Regions from separate parts of the Homo sapiens genome. Here all the other regions are linked to region 1. A link is a loop called in an ENCODE intact Hi-C map of the cell type or tissue named here. Cell type or tissue: OCI-LY7. All regions are shown on one strand.

What was found. Peaks named below come from ENCODE experiments on the same cell type or tissue, not always from the same donor. Only the 100,000 strongest peaks of a DNase experiment are listed, where the experiment ranks them.
Region 2: a loop joins it to region 1, with 2.9 times the contacts of the local background. A loop is called at or near these places in 2 of 110 quality-filtered maps.
Region 3: it touches region 1 in a loop (4-fold over the local background); 11 of 110 quality-filtered maps call a loop at or near these places.

Annotation. Positions count from the first base shown.
Region 1 is chr2:195,556,370-195,564,369 of GRCh38, forward strand. No RefSeq gene overlaps it. Among named protein-coding and RNA genes, the nearest start is that of LINC01827, 14 kb to the right of the region's middle. RefSeq lists an enhancer at 3,242-3,291. In OCI-LY7, no CTCF peak of the experiment used is centred here; DNase peaks (open chromatin) are centred at 3,342, 5,112, 5,932, 7,042 and 1 weaker place; H3K4me3 peaks cover 4,756 bases; H3K27ac peaks cover 5,781 bases.
Region 2 is chr2:196,272,361-196,280,360 of GRCh38, forward strand. It overlaps HECW2 (HECT, C2 and WW domain containing E3 ubiquitin protein ligase 2), which reads right to left. Exons shown (of 29, transcript NM_001348768.2): 15 at 6,168-6,302; 16 at 1,661-1,763. Among named protein-coding and RNA genes, the nearest start is that of HECW2-AS1, 16 kb to the left of the region's middle. In OCI-LY7, a CTCF peak has its summit at 4,857; DNase peaks (open chromatin) are centred at 2,351, 2,771, 3,411, 4,851 and 2 weaker places; H3K4me3 peaks cover 3,775 bases; H3K27ac peaks cover 4,857 bases.
Region 3 is chr2:195,495,242-195,503,241 of GRCh38, forward strand. No RefSeq gene overlaps it. Among named protein-coding and RNA genes, the nearest start is that of LINC01825, 34 kb to the right of the region's middle. In OCI-LY7, CTCF peaks have their summits at 3,113 (motif pointing right) and 3,317; DNase peaks (open chromatin) are centred at 300, 920 and 3,130; H3K4me3 peaks cover 1,223 bases; H3K27ac peaks cover 1,120 bases.

The DNA.
Region 1 (8,000 bases):
AGGTCAGTAAGATCACCTTTGTTTCATTACTGAAATCTAAGCCTCAGAAACATAGAGGTTTTTGTCTGTTTCTTTATTACCACATCTCAACCTCCTAGAACAATGCCTGATATTTAGTAAGCAATAAACACCTATTTAATAAATCAATTACTCTCAATCAGGAATTTGGAGCTTTCTTTCCTTCCATTCTCAAAGGAATTACAGGATTTTCCAGAAGACGATCATTAAAAAGCCTATTTTTGGATTGTTAGGTTATATAATGCAGTAAAATTGACATACATATTCAAAATATTTACAAATAAACAACGTAAGGACAACCCAGAAGCATTTTTATTCATTATGACATTGACTTATAGGGTGCTACTTTTGACTGTTTGCCCAAAGCCTTCCCAATTTATACCTGTTGACCTAACATAATTATTAATAACACCTTCTTTTATTATCAGGAAGTCTTACTTTTTTTGTTGTTTTTTTTTCTGAGGCGGAGTCTTTTTCTGTCACCAGGCTGGAGTGCAGTGACATGATCTCCACTCACTACAACCTCCACCTCCCGGGTTCAAGTGATTCTCCTGCTTCAGCCTCCCGAGTAGCTGGGACTACAGCGCGCACCACCATGCCTAACTAATTTTTGTATTTTTAGTAGAGATGGGGTTTCACCATGTTGGCCATGATGGTCTCAATCTCTTGATCTCGTGATCTGCCCACCTCAGCTTCCCAAAGTGCTGGGATCACAGGTGTGAGCCATCATGCCCCTCCAATAAAATGTATGCTTAATCCTACCTACTAACCTAAATACACACCAGGAAATTCAGAACCTATTCCTTTTGCAAGTTGACTTTCTCTAAGAAAAGCAAAAAGAAAAAACCTTGACATGATCCATCAGAATGTCTAATAGTAAAGACCAAAATGTACTGTGATATAGTGAAAAGAATAACAACATAGAAGTTTAAAAACTTGAAACATAGGCCGGGCACAGTGGCTCACACCTGTAATCCCAGCACTCTGAGAGTCCAAGGTAGGCGGATCACCTGAGGTCAGGAGCTCAAGACCAGCCGGGCCATGGTGAAACCCCGTCTCTACTAAAAATACAAAAAATTAACCGGGCATGGTGATGTGCGCCTGTAATCCCAGCTACTTGGCAGGCTGAGGCAAGGGAATCACTTGAACCCAGGAGGCAGAGGTTGCAGTGAGCTGAGATCTCACCATTGCACTCCAGCCTAGGCAACAAGAACAAAACTCCATCTAAAAAAAAAAAAAAAACTTGAAATATAGTCTAAATTGTGCCCACTAATTAGCTGGGTAACTTTGGAAAAAAATGTTTAAATGGGTCTCACTTTACACACTGAGGAAGGCAGGATTTATTGACCTAAACAAAAATCTTTAAGAGCCCTCTTGCTCTATTATTTTCTAATTCTTCAGTTTATCTATTGCATTTTCTCCTTTATTTTTATTATTTTTTGAAATATGATTTTTGGCACATTGATTTAATTTTCTAGTGGTTAAATTATTTGAGACATCATTTAAATTCTTTAAAAATCAGGCCAGGTGTAGTGGCTCATGACTGTAATTCCAGCACTTTGGGAGGCCAAGGCGGGCAGATCACTTGAGGTCAGGAGTTTGAGACCAGCCTGGCCAACATAGTGAAATCCCATCTCTACTAAATAAATAAATAAATAATTTAAAAATCTAAAAAGGAGGCAAGCATGGAGGCTCACACCTGTAATCTCAGCTACTTAGGAGACAAAGGCAGGAGGATCACTTGAGTTCAGGAGTTTGAGACCAGCCTTGGCAATATAGCAAGAAACCATCTCTAAAAAAAAAAAAAAAAATGAAAAGAAAAGAAACAAAAAAAACTAAAAAGGATATAAACTTTTGATTCTAATGCTTTATATAGCAAACATATGATTTAGAATAATTTAAATTATTACATTCAAAATATGTGTTTACTTCAAATATATTTTCAGAAACCTTAAACAATAAAAGTAAATAAATAATGCTTTTTAGCCTCATCCATCTAAAAGCAGGTAGATGGGGAGATGACTCATGACCCAGAACCCCAAGATTCTCAGGTCATGGTCACCTTTTGCCACTCTCACCACCACCTCCAACAAAGCAGTGGAAAAGCCTATATGCTGACCTTGTGGTCCAAGGAGATTTAAAGTGTGGTGGGGCATTGTGGGTTGAACAGTATCCCCAAAAAGATTTGCTCAAGTCTGAACCCCTAAAACCTACAAATGGGACCTTATTTGGAAACAAATAAGAGCCTCGGTGATATAATCAAGTTAAGATGAGGTTATACTGCATTAGAGTATATTTACGGAAAGAGGTATGAACATTCTGACAATCAGTATACACTACTGGTAGGAGTGTAAATTCGTTCAACCCTTGTGAAAAGCAGCATGGCAATTCCTCAAAGAGCTAAAAGCAGAACTACCATTCTACCCAGCAATCCCATATATATCCAGAAGAATATAAATCATTCTACCATAAAGACACACACATGCAAATGTTTATTGCAGCACTATTCACAATAGCAAAGATATAGAATCAACCCAAATGACCATCAATGACAGATTGGATAAAGAGAATGTGATACTTATATACCAGGGAATACTATGCAGCTATAAAAAAAGAACAAGATCATGTCTTTTGCGGGAACATGGATGGAGCTGGAGACTATTATCCTTAGCAAACTAATGGAGGAACAGAAAACCAAATACAATATGTTCTCACTTATAAGTAGGAGCTAAATGATAAGAACTACGAACACAAAGAAGGAAACAAAAGACACTGGGACCTACTTAAGTGGGGAGGGCATCAGGAGGGAAAGAAGCAGAAAAGGTAACTATTGGGTACTTGGCCTAACACTTGGATGATAAAATAATGCATACAACAAACTCCCATGACATTGGTTTACCTATGTAACAAACCTTCCCATGTACCCCACAAACCTAAAATTAAAAGTTTAAACAAGGGGAAAATTTAGACATACACAGAGACAGGGCCATTTGATGATGGAGACAGAGATTGGAGGGTTGCAGCTGCAAGCCAAGCAATGCCAAAAATGTCAGCAAGCACCAGAAGCTAGGGGAGCGGCCCAGGTCAGTTTCTCCCTTAGGGCCTCCAAAAGGAACCAACCCTACCAACGCTGATTTTAGACTCCCAGCCTCCACAACCGTGAAACAAATACAGATGTTTAAGCAACCCAGTTTGTGGTGTCTTGTTACAGCAGCCCTAGGAAACTAAAACTGGGAGCATCAAAGCCATTTCCTGCTCTATTGTGTCCTCGTCCCACAGATGAGCCTAGAAATGCCTGACTTGGCTATGTAAAAATACAGAGAACTTGCCACTTTCATGAGAGGCTGACTGCTCATGAACTGTCACAGGACAGGTGCACTTCATCAGCCTCAGCTCATGCTTTACTCATGGTCTTTGTTGGTTCCTTTGAAAGCAGGATGTGGTTTGCCCCAGCTTCCCTCCTTCTTGGAACCAGCATGTAACGCATACTTGTTTTGAGAGTTTTTTTTTTATTATTATTACTATTGCAGAGAAACAGGGCTTTAAAAAGATTCAAAAGCATTTCAAAACTATGAAAATCTCCCAAATATATAAGTGGTATATGTGGGCTTTGCTGAGATGTCATTGCAGTTTGGCCTGTTTATTGTCATCTGGTACCTGCTCCATAAGGATGACAGTTATTATTTGTAGAATCATTCCATGAGCCACTTCTAAAGATGCAGCTTTATTAGGCCACTGAAAATGGAAAGATGAGATACAGTCTCTGATCTCACAGAAATTACACTTCAGAAGGGACAGAAATATTTAAGCAAATCAGGGCAATAGGTGTTAAAAATTAAAAAGTGTACGTGGCATATTGAGGTGGCATAAGTTAGGTATCATTAATAATTTCAAGAATAAAATGATCTTGAATTGAGATTTGGAAAATATAGATATTTGTCAAGTAGGCGAGGCGAGAAAGGGCATTCCAGCATGGGCAATGGTCCAGGTATGTACACACACATACACACTCACACACACATTGGCAAATTTGAGGGAACTGCAAGTAGTTTATTGTGGGTAGAGTAATATAAAATAGAATTGAAAGCAAGTTTTTTAAAATGAGCCTAAGGGAATACGATAGTAGCAAGAGAGAACTTTGTTCAGAAAATTATTGCATACGTTTCTATTTTTTTTTTCTTGTTTTTGAGACAGGGTCTCACTCAGTCGCCCAGGCTGGAGTGCAGTGGCAAGATCTCAGCTCACTGCAGCCTTGACCTCCCGAGCTCAAGCGTTCCTGCCACCTCAGCCTCCCAAGTAAGTTTCTGAGACTATAGGTGTGCGACACGAAGCCCAGCTAATTTTTTTTTTTTTTTTTTTTTTTTTTGTAGAGACTGGGTTTTGCCATGTTGCTCAGGCTGGTTTTAAACTCCTGAGCTCAAGTGGTCTGCCCACCTCAGCCTCCCAAAGTGCTAGGATTACAGGTGTGAGCCACCATATCCAGCCAGGTTTCTATAGTTTTTTTTTAATAGGTAGCTTTCACATGTGACTCCATGCATCAGAGTAGGTAATTCAAAGAAGAGAACCTCATCAGTTAAGACTCACAATATCATAAGGTAAAAACTAATCCTTTGCTCAAAAGAATGAGAAAAATATTTACTATAATCCCAAAGTGTAGTTGTGGTGGCAGAAGGGAAGAAGAGAAAGGAACAGAAATGAAACAAAAATGATCAGGAGGTAGAGTACACTGGACAAAATAACTGTAGGATGGCTCCCAGTTTTCTTGCATTGGTGACAAGGAGAATGGAGACACTGTAAGCTAAAGGCAAGAAAGACAGTGAGTTCAGTTGTGGGAATATCAACTGTTTAATACCCTATGGGGAAATACTAGTAAAGTTGTCCAGTGAGCATCAGGGATGACGAACTCAGATGACAGGCATGATTGGAATTAGAGATATCAAATGAGCTTATAGTTAGAAGTTGAAGCTAAAAAAAAAAAATGGATAAGCTCAGTCAAATGGGCTTGTAGACTAAGAAAAGAAGGTATGTAATGATTAAGAGCATAGGCTCTGGAGCCAAAATGCTAGCGTCTGGATCATAGCTCCATTACTAGCTAGCCATGTGATCTTAGGCAAATTAACTTCTCTGTTTCAGTTCCTGCAATTATGAGGTTGTGAAAATTAACTGAGTTATTTTATGTAATGTACTTAGAAGTGTGCCTGACCCATAGTAAATATTCAATAATCTGTGAAGAGAGAAAATGGGGACATGGGAAAAGAGAGAGGCAGAGACAGAAAAAGATTGGTGAGAAAGACAGCCAAGGAAAAAAGCGCAATGAAAAGCAGTATACAAGCAGTGGACAAAGAGAAGGGGGCTATAAGAAAGGCTGGAAAGGTGCTAAAGGACGAAAGAAATTAAAACCAGCAAGGAATGTAAGAATCTCAAGATGAAGTGTTGGTTCAAAAGTTGGATCTTGCTGGGTGCGGTGGCTCACGCCTGTAATCCCAGAACTTTGAGAGGCAAGGCAGGCAAATCACTTGAGGTCAGGAGTTCAAGACCAGCCTGGCCAACATGGTGAAGCCCTGACTCTACTAAAAGTACAAAAATTAGCCAGGCATGGTGGAGTGTGCCTGTAATCCCAGCTACTCGGGAAGCTGAGGCACGAGAACTGCTTAAACCCAGGAGGTGGAGGTTGCAGTGAGCGGAGATCTGGCCACTGCACTCCAGCCTGGGCAACAGAGTGACACCCTGTCTCAAAAAAAAAAAAAAAAAAAAAAAAAAAAAGACATTAAGAGTCCACCGGATTGGTATTTGGGTCAGTAGGAGCTCTCCGAGAGTACAGCACAAAAGCAGAAGCAGATGTGTGGGAGGTGTGGGAGGCCACTGCACAACCTCCTCACTAGCCTCCTGCTGTTTTTACCTACTTGTGTGTGTACCTAATAGAATTTTTCTTGATATGAAGGTGCAACCTGAAGATTTAGCATTTTCTTTCAATTTAGTCAGCTTCCTGTTTTTCATGCAAATTGGTCTGGAGAGAGCCGTTTTAAGTAGATAAAACAAATTCGCAAAAATTGTATTACTTGTATTATCACCTTCCCCAGTTCCACCACTATCAGTCAACATCGCCTGCTCTTTCCCAAGGATAACAGTGATGATGGCAGAGAAACAGCAGAGACAATAAGAAAATGCCAAAACAAAAATATAAGAAGATAGAATAAGAACCTGTCTCAATAACTCCACAGCGCTGGAGCGGGAACATCTGTGTATGTGAAAATGTGTTAGGATATGTGTTTCACATGCCGATTTCCAGGCCCTGCTTTCAGAGAGATCAGGGAATCTGGATTCTAACACATCTTCCATGTGATTCTGATGCAAGCAGCCTAGGAAGCTGACTTTTCAAAATAATCACTCAGAAGTGTGTAAATATATTGAGTAAATATACTTTCATTATAAGATCAGAGATAACACAAAAGCAAGGCAAGATATTTCATGGTACTTAGTCCCACACTTAAAGTATTCCTAAACAGAAGTGTTTCTCAAGCTTTAAGGATTGTTAAAATACAGATTGCTGAGCCCCACACTATTTCTGACTCCGTAGGTCTAGAATGTGGTCCAAGAATTAGCTGTAACACGCTCACGGGTGACCGTGTGTTGAGAACTCCTGCTTCATTGAATTCTAGCAGTCCCTGGGTGTGCGTGGCCTTAGGGTAGGCGGGTAACAGGGATGAGTCCCAGGACACCGCGCACCCCCCCGCCCCCCTCCCCCCACTTCCCCCGCCCTCTCCACCCACCGCCACCCCCCACCCGCTCCCCACCCCGCCTCTCCCCACCCCCTAGGGCCCCCCGCCCCTCCCCATCCCCCCATCCCCCGCCCCCACACCTCCCCCGCCCCCCACACCTCCCCGGCCCCTCCGCCCCCCCCGCCCCCGCACAACGTCAAATCCGCACATACACAAGTCTTGCAGTTGACCCTGCCCAAGCTGTGAATGTGAAATGCTGGCCCTCCATACACACAGGGTTCCTATCCCACCAATGCTGTTTTCCATCAGCATTTGGTTGAAAAGAATCCGCGTATAAGCAAGCCTGCGCAGTTCAAACCCCTGTTGTTTAGAGTCAACTTACTTTGCTCTCCTCTGTCAGCAATATGAAGAAAATCATGCTGGTCATTATATATATATATTTTTAAAACATTAAAAAATAGGCTGGGCATGGGGCTCACACCTGTAATTCTAGCACTTGGGGAGGCGAGGCGGGAGGATTGCTTGAGCCCAGGAGTTCCAGACCAGCGTGGGCAACACAGACACTGTCTCTATTAAAAAAAAAAAAAAAAAAAAAAAAAGCATAAAAGATAAAGTAATTCTTTGTTTGTTTGTTTGTTTGTTTTTGAGACGGAGTCTCACTCTGTCACCCAGGCTGGAGTGCAGTGGCGTGATCTCCACTCACTGCAACCTCCGCCTCCCGGGGTTCAAGTGATTCTTCTGCCTCAGCCACCCGAGTGACTGGGATTACAGGCACCCGCCACCACGCCTGGCTAATTTTTATATTTTAGTAGAGATGGGGTTTCACCATGTTGGCCAGGCTGGTCTTCAACTCCTGACCTCAAGTGATCCGCCAGCCTCAGCCTCCCAAAGTGCTGGGATTGCTGGCGTGAGCCACCTCGCCCAGCCGAAAAATAAAGTAATTCTGATCCATGGTGGTAAGTGTCACACAGCCTTATATACTAAAGCAGGAGAATGATTTCACACATGGATTATATCAGGTGGTCTCAAGGCCAGCCCAGGTAGGTCAAAGTGCAGACGTGAAGATTTTGCTCCTTCAGTTACATCGCAGTGGTTTTGCACAGCCATCCTAAAACTTCCCTGAGAGGGTTTAAATGACACATGTAAGGTACTGGGTTCAGCCTTAGCAAAAGATGTTGTTTCAATTTGAGCATACGTCAGGAGAGAAATAGTTTGAGAATTATTTCTCCTCCCTAACACTTGGATGTTGTGTAAGAACTCAAA
Region 2 (8,000 bases), 720 kb after region 1:
ATACCGTTAATACTCTTTTGTCAAGAAAATGAATTTGTTTACTTAAGATGATTCATCTTGATTATATTTGTTGATAATCATAAATAGGCACAAATATATTTAAATTCACAGAACTAGGACAGAGTGTCTAAATTCTTAAACATCAGAGATTCTGGTATAGGATATTATCAAGATACATGCCTTTCTTTAACAAATAATTAAACAAAAGAAGTATAATAATTCTGTAGAGATCTGCCATTTCCAATCTTACCTGCATCATATTGCCTATAACATATCTATTTTAGTTATGTATATTTATATATACAATAACAATTTTAAAGAAATACTACCTGCTAAAATGGAATACCATTGTCAACTCAAATGTTCCCTAAGTGCACGTTTCACTATATATGAATAATGAAGACACTTGGATAATTATTGAATCGGGGTTTATAGTGCGTCTGAGCTCAGAGCCCACATAACTGTCTAAGCAACAATTTTATAGTGCTTTAAAATTCCATGTGCAGTATTTAGTGTCATATTAGTAATAACATAAAAAAAAACCTAGACTGTTAGACTTCAACCCTACATTTCTTCTTATCCAGAGGTCAAGCTTCTTAGGTCATGGGCATTACATTGAATTTCATGACATTTTTTTTTTAATTTAAAGAAGACGTTTTAAAACAAAGATAAATGGAGAGCTGGTCTAATTTTTTTTTTTTTTTTTTTTTTTTTTTTTTTTTTTTTGAGATTGGGTCTTGCTCTGTCCCTAGGCTGGAGTGCAGTGGTGCAATCTCGGCTCACTGGAACCTCTGCCTCCCAGGTTCAAGTGATTCTCCTGTCTCAGCCTCCAGAGTAACTGGGCCTACAGGTGCGTGCCACCATGCCTGGCTAATTTTTTGTATTTTTAGTAGAGACGGGGTTTCACCGTGTTAGCCAGGATGGTCTTGATCTGTCGACCTTGTGATCTGCCCATCTCGGCCTCCCAAAGTGCTGGGGTTACAGGCGTGAGCCACTGCGCCCAGCCAACCTAGTCTAATTTAAGACGGAGCACGGAGCCCATATGGCCTCCCACCAGTCTGTCCACTCCACCTGCCTCAGGCGCTCCAGGTTTGGCAACCACTGATCTACTTCAACCTCATCCTTTTAATAACAACTCAAGTTGTTTTTCAGGCCTTTCTCCCACACTCATTTATTTTTATTTTACTATTTTAGAGGTTCTTGCTGCCTTCTATTTGTGACAAAAGCCCTTAAGAATGTGCTCTCTTTGATTGTTTATTTTGTGAGGCTGCTACAGATTCACACACCATTTAAATTCTGTCTTGGCCTTAAATATATACTAAGTATATGCTAGTCCAAATTCTTAATTTATAATGATTGCATAATGTATTACCTTAATAAATTATTTTTCCTTAACTTCAATAATCTAATATGATACCTCTACTCAGGAAAGGTAGGGTGGTATTAAAAAACAATCTCATCCTTTAGGATATTACAAGACAGAAGCCCTTTGAGACTCAAGTCTGTAGGATTTTGTTATACATTTCTTAAGGATAATGCAGCAATTTCTCAATATAGGGCAAAAAGTAGCAGGCTAACAACAGGGGAAGTATCAGCACAGTGTACATGGTACAGATAATGGCACAAAAGGACAGATGATTTCTGGAAAGGGATGACATACCCACTGGAACCATGTCCTGGTACTGTGGCCTACTGACTGTATTGAATGTACTGGATGGCCTGGGAAGAACTGGTGGTCCTGCATGTCGAGAATCTTCTCCTACCTGCAAACAGAAGCATCATTTATGTTCTGCACCAAGAGCCAGAATGCTCTATATCAGCATCCCAAACCAAGTTGTTCAAAATATTAACAATGAGCATAGTGAAGTACCACTTGATCAGAACAGATACCAGCTGTGGGGCTGAAGCAGGGTTCTTAGTTATTGAAAGCCTTGTTTTAGTGGCTAAATGGTGGGGGGAGTTGAGGCATCCACATTCTTGAGAGGGGCTGGGGCAGTGACTCTTTACCAAGTGGCACAGAAGTAGTTCAATCTGCTTATAATTACTGAGGCTGCAGCAGCTAAACAGCAGACTTGTTCATCAGGACTAACTTCTGCATTGACAGAGCACAGTCTGCAACAACACAATCAAAGGGAAGACTGAGTGGTATAAATGTTTTGGGGCAGTGCCAAGATATTTCTTCTTTTGGCTAAGGCAGGCCAGGGAATTCCCTGGCTCAGCAGAGGAGGGGTTGAAGAGCAGCAATCTTCATGTGGGGTTTCGAGTTAGTGTATTATCTCCTCAGGAGCAATTCTCCATGCCTATTAGAACACCTGGTACAACAGATCTTTCTGGTTTGAGCCTCCCACACCAGGGTGCTAATAGGAGCAGGTGTGGAGGAGCTAAATAGGGTTGTCCTAACCAGAATTATTTATTGCACCTAATATAGATTTAGAAACTCATACACACAAGTAGATAACCAAAAATACCCATTAACAGCCTTACCAGAAAACTCTAATGTTGTTTTTGCTTCTGCTTTAGCATTTTCCCCCATATTACAGAAATCTTTTGAGACAATAGCAGAACAGCAGTATAAGAGAGAATAAGAAAAAATAACACACTGTACTGGATTTATAAACTGGGATTTTGAAAAGAGAGTTTTATTCCACCCACAACCATTTGCAGCCCTTTTATCATGTTGCATCACTTGGGTATTTGCTGAGGATTTTTCTAAAGACTCTAATGCTGGAAATATCCTCCCCACCCTCCACCGCTTGCTTGTCCTTCAAGAATGCTCTCACTCATTCTTCAAAGCGTAGTTCAAACAGCCCCTCCTCGACAAGGTCTTCCCTCTCCTTCAAGCCCAAGTTAAATACAACCTCCTCTGAGCTCCCACAGAACAAACAGAACAAGCAGCTGCCATTGTGAACAGTTTATATTATTTGTCAATTATACCTCACTAAAGCTGGAAAGATATAAATAAAAAGAAGAAAACATGATTATCTAAAGGTATATTTTTCTTTCCCAACTATTAAAAAAGAAAATTTACAAAGCATTTTTCGTTCATATTTTTATTCATTTGTAGTAGGGTTTCATATTTTCCTTTCCTATTAAGAATGCGGGAAATGTGTGGGCCAGGCACGGTGGCTCACACCTATAATCCCAGCACTTTGGGTGGCCAAGGCGGGCGGATTACAAGGTCAACAGATCGAGACCATCCTGGCCAACATGGTGAAACCCCATCTCTACTAAAAATACAAAAATTAGCCGGGCGCGGTGGCAGGTGCCTGTAGTCCCAGCTACTCGGGAGGCTGAGGCAGGAGAATCTCTTGAACCCGGGAGGTGGTGGTTGCAGTGAGCAAAGATCGCACCACTGCACTCCTGCCTGGCGACAAAGCAAGACTCTGTCTTAAAAAAAAAAAAAGAATGCAGGAAATGTGTTATTTATTTGCATCCCTCATAACAGCAACCACTATGTTTCTTCATTGTAGCAGGTGTTTGGTGTTAACTTGTTAGATGGAAAAGACATCAATATTTCTACTGAATGGAATATTTGCTGAAGGAATATAAGACAGTGGCTCAAATGACTCATGTATGTAACTAGAAGTCTTCTCATCCTGCTTCTCTTGAGTTACTGGCTTTGAGGAATGAATACAGCTATTCTCTGGGGAGATCTGATCACTAAGTACAGATTGTTAGTCAGATAACTTATCATTTCAACACTCCAATATATACTTTCTCTCCTCACAGTATGTTGCCATGTCTCATCATTTCCCAGAAAAGCCAAAGGTCTTCTCCCTAAGACCTCAGTCTTTGCAACCAGACCAGCGGACAGTGGGCAATCCCTCTGATGGGCAGCACTTCAGGATGTGCATGCTTCCAACAGCTGTGTCAGAAAGGACACTCCCCCGGAAGGTTTAACAATGTGGAGGGCTGGACACTCAGTCTGTATGGACTTATCTCTGGGCCACTGCTCAGTTTCCAGCCATAGGAGGAAAAGTCTTAATGTATCCCTTAGGGTCCCTCTCTCATAAAGGCTACTACTACTAGACCATGAAAATATTCATGTTTTAAGGTAGAGGGGTTGAAAGAAAATGAAAGTATAGCTATTAATCTCATGCATGTTTTCCCAGAAAAATAGTCCTAACTAGACCAAACAGCCAGCTTCATACTGTGAAGTCATGATAAGGTGAGTGGTTAAAGGGCACGGGCTATGCAATAAAATATCAGACAGAGCCCTAATTGTGCTACACATCGCACACAAGGTCCAAAGGTGAGAGGTCTGTTCTGCTTTTAAGATGAATGTTGTTAGTGCCATTCAGTTCACCACTAATGGGTTACATGACAGCAAGGTAAAGATTTATTAGCTACTCATAAAACAGAAAAATTTTTGCACATACCTCATCCTGTAATATATTTGTATATCATTTTTATATGAGCTTCTCATGTGCACCCTTCTATATCTGCACTTACAACCAGCAAACACATGATGCATTGGAGCAAGTATATAAATCACGAGGGGAAATTCCAAGAGTAGAATTTTGATGAATCAGATCCAGTTATTTATTGTATTCATATTTTTTCTTATACAAAATATATGGCTACAAAGATATTTGATGTACAATATAATACTGAAAATATGACATGCACATAGACACAGAAAAGGCATGTAAAGGTGGGTAAAGGATCCAAATTCTATTGTCTAAGGGAATTTTCAGAAACAATGTAAATCAAGTGATGGTATATAATCAAATCATAAGCCCATATGAAGGAGAAGAAAACTTGACTTAAGACATTTCTTTTATATATTGAAGCTGCAAAAGGAAGAACTGAAACAAGGTTTGTTCTTTTTTTTGGTTAGGATATTAGAGGGCCCTCGTGTGGTTACCATTGGTCCCTGCAAATCGGTAAAGTAGAGCAGTTTTTAGTAATTCTTAGTTCAGCCCTTTTTCTCCAGGCACATAAAGTATATAAATCAACTCTCTCAAAAATATCCTAATTTTAAAGAATACTAGTGAGGATTCCATAATCCCATATCCCTGGATGGATATTTTAATGTAATATAGAAAACTTCACTTAAGAAATTCTATCATCTCATACCAGTTAGAATGGCAATCATTAAAAAGTCAGGAGACAATAGGTGCTGGAGAGGATGTGGAGAAATAGGAACACTTTTACACTGTTGGTGGGACTGTAAATTAGCTCAACTATTGTGGAAGACAGTGTGGCGATTCCTCAGGGATCTAGAACTAGAAATACCATTTGACCCAGCCATCCCATTACTGGGTATATACCCAAAGGACTATAAATCATGCTGCTATAAAGACACATGCACACGTATGTTTACTGTGGCACTACTCACAATAGCAAAGACTTGGAACCAATCCAAATGTCCAACAATGATAGACTGGATTAAGAAAACGTGGCACATATATACACCATGGAATACTACGCAGCCATAAAAAATGATGAGTTCATGTCCTTTGTAGGGACATGGGTGAAGCTGGAAACCATCATTCTCAGCAAACTATCACAAGAACAAAAAACCAAACACCGCATATTCTCACTCATAGGTGGGAATTGAACAGTGAGAACACTTGGACACAGGAAGGGGAACATCACACACCGGGGCCTGTTATGGGGTGGGGGGAGGGGGGAGGGATAGCATTAGGAGATATACCTAATGTAAATGATGAGTTAATGGGTGCAGCACACCAACATGGCACATGTATACAAATGTAACAAACCTGCACATTGTGCACGTGTACCCTAGAACTTAAAGTATAATTAAAAAATATATATATATATATATAAAGAAATTCCACATTTAACCAAGTTATATTCATTTCTTCCTGTGAGGCTGAAAATGGGTGTGCAAATGGGCTTATCATCTTCCTGTCTCGAACATTTTAGTACATTATCAACACCCTCTCACCTTCCTCTGAGTCAAAAAATCTTAAATTTCGTCAGTTTTGCCTCATATATCCTACCTTTTTAAATTTGTGATTTAGGCTGTATGTATTTCCAGAGAAGCCCTGTCAACATTCGAAAGCTTTTCAGCCTCTAAATCAAACTCAAAAAAAAAAAAAAGAAAAAATGCTTTAAAAAAATCAGTCAAATTCCTCAAACCATCACATACTAGAAGCTTCTATCAACCAACAGGTCAGTCCCCAAAACGCATGACTCACCTCACCCGCACTGTGGCTGCGTTGCCTTGTCAGGTGTTGCCGATGAACCAGCGCACTTGTGGGTCTACTGCTCTGAAGTGGGAGCCGGGGATCAATGAAAGTGGTGGTGCGGGAGTTGTGGTCCACAAAGAATGCCTAGGATACAATACACTGAGTCAAATACATGCCGCTCACATGTCTTAGCTGACTTATAACATCAGACGGTCAGGAAAAGACTCACTTCTGAGTCACAATCTTAGCTCTATTTTCTCATAATTTTCAATCTTTGGGGAAATTTCTCCTTACCCACACAGGACAGATCAGATTAGAGAAAGCCAAGCTTAGATGAGATCCAGAACGAAGAGAGCAGGAAGGAACATTATGCCTGGTTTTAGGAAATGCTCCACGAGATAGTCACCAAAGACATGATCCAAGAAGGAAGCCAGAAGAATGGACATTTAGGCTTCTCTTAACTGATGGTCTTTGAGCTCTTACTGTCATATGTGGTTATTATAAAGTTCTTACCACCTTGAAACTTAAAAAAAAAAATTTTTTTTTTTGAGACGGAGTCTCGCTCTGTCACCCAGGCTGGAGTGCAGTGGCGCGATCTCAGCTCACTGCAAGCTCCACCTCCCAGGTTCATGCCATTCTCCTGCCTCAGCCTCCCGAGTAGCTGGGACTACAGGCGCCCACCACCACGCCCGGCTAATTTTTTGTGTATTTAGTAGAGACGGGGTTTCACTGTGTTAGCCAGGATAGTCTCAATCTCCTGACCTCGTGATCTGCCTGCCTTGGCCTCCCAAAGTGCTGGGATTACAGGCGTGAGCCACCGCGCCTGGCCGAAACTTTTAAACATCATTGACTTCTCTTCTTTCTTCCTTCTCCTATACAGTAAGCCACAAAATCCTTCTCATTTTCTCACTGTAGTGTCCTCTATTTGTCCCCTCCCAGCCTGAACACCACCCCATTATTTTGGGACTTTATTTTATGTGTGTAAGTGCTGGTGGCTTCTCAGCTGCTCCACATCTCTATCACCATAGTCATTTAACTGGCCCGTTACTATAAGAATATTCTTTCTAAACACTTCAATTACATCACCACCCCAATACAAAGCTTCTCATGGCTATCCATTGTCCACAGAAAAGACATTCCCACTCTTTGGTCAGTTTTTCATTACTCTTTAACAGTCTGCCTACATGCCTTTCCAGTTTAGTCGCCCATTACACACCCATACAAACTCATCACATACCGTCTAGAACTTTGGGTAAGTCACTTAAGTTCTCTGAGCTATATGTTTCTTACAAAAACATGTCTCCTTCATTCCTGACATTTCTCCCCCATAATGTGTTAGAAGAATGGAAGCCATGTCTGTCATGATCACTGCAGAATCTCTGATAACATGAAATCATGAATGAGCATAAACCATTTACCTCAGCATTGCAGTAAGATGGACTACAATGTAGCAAAGCATTTTTTGGTCTGTTTGTTTAATTCTAAAACTATACAAGTGCTATCTATCATTATCCTTAGGGGCCCAATGTTGTAAGTTTTCAAAGTAAAATTGACTCAAGGTAATAATGAAACCCATTATCTTAAGTACAATTAGAAATTGTAAGTTTTCCATGATCAGATAGTTAATTAGGTCATCAAAGATGAAAGAGGCTATTAGGAGAGCCAGGAGACTCAGTACCTATAAACCAAGTATCAAGGCACATGATGTATGCCAAATAACAGGCAAAAAAGAACTGACCTTTCAAACCAATGGAGCTCAGTTAACAAAGTACCTTAACACCTAGAGATGAAGGTATCTAGGCAAATGCCAGAGGCAGATAGTATATTTATGCCTATTTAGAA
Region 3 (8,000 bases), 61 kb before region 1:
TTTCACCTGTATTTCTAGTCATTCATATAACTTTCTCTCTCAAAAAAAAAACCCTTAATTTTTTTATGTCAATGTTGTTCAGTAGGTGTTATTAATCCTTAATGTGTTAATGATCTTCCTTAGGATAATGTTCCCAACTCTTCATAAGAAGAAGAGTCAGTTCTCCAATTACCAAAATTAATTCTTAGTATGCAACACATTCTTAAGTCAGTTGATTTGAACTTGGAAATAATGTCCCCAGAGGAACAATCTTGTAAGTGGTGGTTTTGATCCCAGCCCAGATTATACAACCAACAGAACGAAATTCACCACAGCATCCTTCCACCATGTGTGTGGTGCTTTTTAGTAGTTAAGCACATCCATTCCTCCAGGTAGGGGATAGAAACGCAGTTGTCCCAGCTCCACAGTGAGAGCAGATAATTTCTGCTCTGGTCACAGTAGCTCAGAGTGGGGATCCAAGGATGTCCAGGGGCAGGCTGCTCTCCTGGGAGCTGTCCCCATGAAGGAGCTCCTTGCTGGGAGCAGAGGGAGCCTCAACCAAAGGCTTCCCAGCTGCTTCTGCTCTGCTCCCCTTAAAGAAGGCTCTCCAAGCAGCAGCCCAGGAGAGTCTTTACAATGAAAACTAGATCTTGTGGCTTTTCATATCAAAACTCTCCAAGGTTTCCCATCACACTTTGAAAAAAAATTCTAAGTCCTTACCCAGACCTGCATGATCTGGCCCCTGGCTGCTTCTCTGGTCCATTCCCAGCCAGTCTACCCCACCTCCCCACCCCACTCACTCTGCTCCAGCCACTTTGGCCTCCCTGTAATTTTTCAAACATTTCAAGCATGTGCCTACTTCAAATCCTCTGCCCCTGCTGATTTCTCTATCTGGAAAGCCCTCCTCTAAGAGGAGACATGGCTGGCTTCCTCACTTAATCTCCATCTCTGCTCTAATGCAACCTTCTTAGAGGAAGAGGTCTTCTCTGGTGGCTACAAAATAGCACTCCAGACACAATCAATTGCCCCACTTCATTTTTTATCACAGCACTTAATAGTCTCAGACTCATATTATATATTTGCTTATCTTCCTTAGGATAGTGTAAGCCCCATTAGGGCAAAAAAATTTTTTTACCACTTTATTTTCTTAAACAGTGCATTCCTCATAGTACACGTTTCACTATATGTGTCAAATAGATGAATGAGCAGTTTGGCTTTAAAAAAAATAAGAAAAAGAAAATGTTCACAAATCACAAGGCTAAAGTTAAAATTGGCTTCTATCACCTCAAAATTTACCAGCCAATCCCAGAGAATGGCGGTTGGCAATACAATAATTAAATATTTCTCTGAACAAAGAAAAGTCTGGAAAAATAACCAGTGATTTTTTAAATGAGTGTATGGTAACTTTCGTCTTATCACTTTGTGCCCTGATTGTAACCAGAAATGCAAAATGCTGTCTAAAACCGTACTCTCCCTACTCCTATATATTTTCCAAATTGTGCATATCTATATAGTCTTCCAAAGCTCTTGGCTCAAATGGCAATTACTTAAAGCTACTGGAATTCCCAGATGCAGCATCTTCACCTTCATCACACTGCAGCCTTTAAGGCTTAGAGAGACACATTATACTCAACAGGAGTGAGGACTGCTAATGGTGGAATGACAGAATGTTAAACCTGAGACACCTAAGAAACTATTTAATCAGCCGCCTAAATTTATATGTAAACAGATCAAGACCCAAAAACAAGAAGCCACTGATGAACATTTACTATTTTATTAAACACTTTCATAAAAAGGTTTTGTTTATAAGGGATTATTTACCATTTTCCCTGTTTTTGTTGATTTACAAGGGTCTTAGTTTCATGCTGCTATAACAGAGTATCACAGACTGAGTAATTTATAAGGAAGAGAAATTTATTTCTCACAGTTCTGGAGGTAGGGAAGTCTAAGATCAGGGCACCAGCATCTGATGAGGTATTTCTTACTGTGTCACCCGGGCTGAAGGGCAAAGAGAAGGCAAGAGAGAGCAAGAGGGGCTGAACTCATCCTTTTATAAGGAATCCACTCATGTGAGAATGGCATTAATCCATTCATGAGTGCAGAGACCCCATGATCCTAACACCATCCATTACGTCCCACCTCCTAACACCATTGAATTTGTGATCAAGTTTCTTACTCATCAACTTGCAGACACATTCAAACCATAGTAACAAACATAAACTTGTTTTGTTTATTTTCCAGTTGTTTCTTTAATGAACAGCTCTTTAGAACCTGTTGTAGCTGGGCGCGGTGGCCCACGCCTGTAATCCCAGCACTTTGGGAGGCCAAGGCAGGTGGATCACGAGGTCAGGAGATCAAGACCATCCGGGCTAACACGGTGAAACCCCGTCTCTACTAAAAATACAAAAAATTAGCCAGGCATGGTGGTGGGCACCTGTAGTCCCAGCTACTCGGGAGGCTGAGGCAAGAGAATGGCGTGAACCTGGGAGGCAGAGCATGCAGTGAGCCGAGATCGCGCCACTGAACTCCAGCCTGGGCGAAAGCAAGACTGTCTCAAAAAAAAAAAAAAAAAAAAAAACCTGTCGTAGTGAACGGCTGTTGATTTTTGCCTGCTTAGTAACCCTCAGTTCCTCTCCAGACATACACAACTCTAAATCACTAACTTTTTCCACATCTTGAGGCTAAGTCCTTGGATGGAGCTGAAACTGTCCTCAGATACAGAATGACTTCGTAGCTCTTAGTTAGTTTCATGCTGCTATAACAGAATAACAGAGTAATTTATAATGAAGAGAAATTTCTGAACAAAGAAAAGTGCCCTGATTATAACCAGAAATGCAAAAATGCTGTCTACAACTGCATTCTCTCTACCCCTACATATTTTCCAAACTGTGCATATCTATGTAGTCTTCCAAAGCTCTTGGCTCAAATGGCAAGGTTCAGATTGGAAAATTGCCTCTGACCCTAGACTTGTTAACTGGGGAATAGACAGGAAAATAACCTCTGACCCTAGCCTGGTTAACAGGGGAATAGACTAGCCCTCTCCACAGTAAATGGTTTGTGGATAAATACATGACCCAATTAACACTAATTGCAGGACTCAGAAGTCCAACTCACAAGAGTCAACAGGAGAGGAAAATTCAGTGGGCCACCAGGGGGAAGCCTACTTAAAAAGTTAGCCAACACAATTAAAAGCAGAGACAAGAGATGGAATGAACTATCCAGCTATGTCTACACCTTGATTTTTATGTTACTTGGGTCAATACACTGAGTTGAGTTTTCTGTCACATGGCACCAAAAGTATATGAACTAAGAAATAACTGCAAAGTGTTGTATGAATTTACAGAAGAAAAACAAATACAGGGTTATAATATAGTATTTGAACACACAACAATAGAGCTTTCCACATTGACTTGCCTTCAATAAAGACGACCAGCCTTCTAAAACTGGAAGCAGTATAAATATATAGTTAGAAAGTTTCTTGGCTCTGGTTTAAAGCAAGGGATCTACTGCCTGAGTTTTAATCATCTGCATTTCTTCTTCTATCCCAGTCTCTAAGAGAAATAAATGCCAGTAAATTGTTCTAGAAAGAAAAAACTTTGTGAATCAAATTTCTATTTTTACTGGCTTATAAAAAAGTTCTTAATATAAAAAGATACTATAATTCTTTAAAACTGCAGCTGCAAAAAAATTAAGGTCAATTGGAAGATTTGTTTTTATTCTTAAGACAAATAAATAGATGACTGTAACAACTGAATACATAACTATCCACAGTTCCTGTGGCCTACAAATGTAGCTACAGAAAAGATGCTGTCCAGCATAGCAGCTTTCAGCTGGGCAGAGTAATAGTGCCCAGCCAGAAAAGCTCAATTTTCCCTTCTCTGTGTGAGATCACTCACCTAATAGAGCTGGAAATAATAATAACTAGCAAAACAAAATGGTACACTGAGATAAGCGCTTTCCAATTTGAACCCTGTTTAAAAGGGAGGATATAGTAAAAATCCTTTTTTAGCAACACTTTTTCCCATCCCAAAGAGCTTTAGAAGGTTTAATGTGCTCTCAGTTTTCTCTGGAGGGCCACAATCCATGAGTCATTTGGCTAAGTAATCTGCGTTCCAGACTTTTCTTTACTCAGAAGAATGTTTAGTTATTGTATGGCCAACTACTCCTATTTAGCTAACTTAGCCTTTACTACCAGGCATTGGCGGGGAAATTGAATTCAAGCATTTATTTGAAGGAGGTAGAGTCACAGTTGTTATGATTATCCATGGCTGTGTCTATATAGAAACAAAAGTTCTGCTTGTAAACATTAATGTAGAAAATTAAATCAACCCAAAGATTTCGGGAGAAAAAAAATACTCTTACTTTTTTAAGTAAGTAAATTGATACCAATGTATTTTTACTATGAATTAGATGGAAAGCTTCTTTACTTTATTTGTATTCTTTACTTATATTCGTAAAAACAGCAAAAATGAATGGAATGTTCCATTAATTCAAAAGTGGATTGACATAGTAAAGATGTCCATTCTCCCCAAATTGATCTATAGCTTTAATGTAATTCCTAACAAAATCCCAACAAGGTGTTTCATAGATACAGACAGGCTTATGGGCACAAGAAGCCGAAATAATTTTGCAAAAGAAGAGTAAAATGACAGGAATCGCTCCACCCAATATTACAGCTTCCTGTATAGCTACAGTAATCAAAATAATGTGGTGTTAGTGGAGGGATAAGTGCGTAGATCCACAGAACAGAAAACCTAGAAATAGGCCCACACAAATATGTCTGACTGTTTTTTTTTTTAAGATGCAAAAGCCATCAATGGAGAAAGAATAGCCCTTTCAACAAATAGTGCTGGAGCAATTAGACATTTATAGGCAAAAAAAATAAAAAAAAAAATCCTCAACCTAATCTTCATAACTTACACAAAAATCAACTCAAAATGATCATACATTTAAATGTAAAAGTAAAACTATCAAAATTTTAAGAAAAATACAGGAGAAAATATTCAGGACCATAAGCTAAATGAAGAGTTCTTAGATTTGATACTAACAACACAATCTATTAAATAAATAAATAAATAAATTGAGCCGGTTCAAAATTAAAATTTTTTGCTTGGTGAAAGTCTCTGTTAAGAATATGAAAAGACAAGCAGCAGACTAGGAAAAAATATTTGTAAATCACATCTCACATCTCTGACAAAGGACTTGTAATATCAAATATATTTAAAATTCTCCAACTCAACAGTACTAGGTTCCACTTTCAGAAATGAAGGGCTTGAAGGCCTCTGCAGACCTACTCCACAAAGAAAAACCATAACTAGTAAAATTACCAAAAAAAAAAAAAACTACCTCTTTGAGTCTGTGACATGTGAACTACAGCCCACTCTCACCCTCCCCCTCCTACCTCAGTGAAAAAAAATTTCACTTTGGATGGGTACAGCCAAGAACACGGGAATCCTTCTCCCTTTATCTCCCCAGGAGGGGCAGTCCACCATCATTTCTCATCCTTTCTCCAGATCCATGTTGCAGAGGCTAAATTCCAGATGAGTGCAGCTGAGCAGTCAGCGGCTCCCTTCCTTACCCAGTTTGTAGACTAGAGGGTCTTCCCTAGACAAGGCCCTAGATTCCGGCAAAAATACTGAGAAACTGGACCACTCGTGCATTGCTGATGGGACTGTAAAATGATACAATCATCCTGGAAAAGAGTATGGCAGTCTCTTACAAAACTAAAGATGCACTTACCATATGAACCACAAATTGCACTCTTGGACATTTATCCCAGAGAAATGAACATTTACGTTCACACAAACCCTGTACATGAATATTCATAGCAGCTTTGTTCATAATAGACAAAAACTGGAAGCCATCCAAATGTCTTTCCATGCATGAGCAGTTAAACAGATTGTGGTTCATCAAGCCATAGACTACTACGCAGTAATGGAAAGGAATTGATACACTAATCAACTTAGATAGATCTCAAGAAAATTATGCTGAGTGAAGAAAAAGCCCATCTAAAAGTCCATCTTAAAAGGTTACATACTATATAATCCCATTTGTATTACATTCTTGACATGACAAAATAATGGAAAGCAAATTAGTGGCTGCCAAGAATTGAAGTTAGGTGGCTATGCAAGGATAGCATGAGGGTTCCTTGCAATGGAATTCTTCTGTATCTTGACTGTGGTGGTCGTCACATGAATGTACCCAGGTCATAAATTGCATAGGGCAAAATACATAGACAAAATACACACACACCCACAAGTAAGTGCATGGAAAGCTGGTAAAATCTGAATGTGAATGGGTCGTCTCCACATCAGTTTCTTGTTTGTGCTTTTGTATCACAGTAATGTAGGAATTACAATAGAGGAAACTGGATGAAGGGTACATGGAATTTCTGTGTATTATTTCTTACAACTGCCTGTACATCTACAATTATCTCAAAATTAAAAAAAAAGAGTTTAATAAAAGCAAACTGATGGCACACAAAGTTGAATGATCAAAGGATTTTTAGACAAGCTCGGCTGAGCTACTCACATCATTACTACCATTTGAAACAGAAAATTTGCCTTTATTTTGCCTTACTGTGGCCCTTTAAGAAATAAAAGACATGAAAAATAGTATTTGAGAGCTACTTTCTCCAGCTATGCTCTGTGACCGCTAACAGGTTGAGAAATTTGTTTTCGTTAATCATAGGTCTTGCCACACAGGTGATACACAGGTGATTCGGTGCTGAGAAAGCACACGGTCAGTGGTGTCGTGGGCGTGAACCAAGTCCTGGCTTTGTCTCCTGCACAAGCTGTGAAATAGAATATGTGACTTGCCCACTCTCAAAGTCAGACCTGTAAAATGGTGTAAGAATAATATCTAACAGAATTTTGTAAAAATTAACTATGATCTGAAAAATAAAGATAAGTAAATGGACTTCGTAAAGGATTAAACAGTTATTGCTGTGAAATTGGCATTTCAGAGCTTACCTAGCCAAATCCTGAATTTTATGGATGAGAAACCTGAGGTCAAGAAAAGTGAGTGTCTAACAGTAGACATAGAGCAGCTTGTTAGATAAAGAGCGAGGGCTTTGGAAGACCAGTCCCTTTTTCATAAGAGAAAGATTTTAAACATTTGAAGGAAATCACCTGCAATTCTACTTTATTTTAATGTCTTCACTGCACCCAGGAGATTATACATATATTATTATTGTTTCATAAATGAGGACAGTTTCAAAAACCAAAGCAAACTGCATAGGCAAATTCTAACAATGTACTTTAATTTCATATACCTTTTTTTGTCACAGTGTTAGTCCCAATTTGAAAACCAGCAGTTTTTCTTCCCTTCATCTCAACAAAAAGAGAGCAAAGTTCAGGATTTGTAGACATTTGTTTCTAAATTTTTTATGGGATAATATAATCAAGCACCTCGGTAAATTTTTATTCATTAAAATACAAATTCTGTCAGCTTAGTCATTGCCTTTACCTGTGGAAAATGAACTTTTTGTTCTTTTTCCCTTTATGGAAAGCTGAATAGAAATGTTAGGATTTTGTTTTATAGCAGTGTTTCATTCTCCAAGTCTACTTGTCTCAAGACTTTTTATAATGCATTATATACCTGGATTTTTCAAGTTCTCACCTGAGCCAGTAATAAGACGTATATTTAAGGAGGTGCCTTTTTCTGAGCCCCTAGGCCAGGAATATATTCATCTTTATGTACACATGTTCTGATAACCCCATATAACCTTATGTCTTATTCTTTAACAAGTTTCTTTTATAAGCCAGCCCTGCTGAAACAATAACCTTAAGCTCCCTAAGGGTTTCCACTACCATAATGTCAGCTTTCCTGGACTTCATTTTGTCACTACAATTCCCCATGGCTGTGTAATAATAAAAACTTCTACGTGTACAGCACTTTAAATATTTCAAAGCGTATTAACCCATATCAGTTTTAGCCTGTGAGTCCTTGCCCATGCTCTTTTTTTTCTGTTTAAAGGTGAGGTTGAAAACAGAGAGGACAGAGACTGCCTGTGTTCTTAG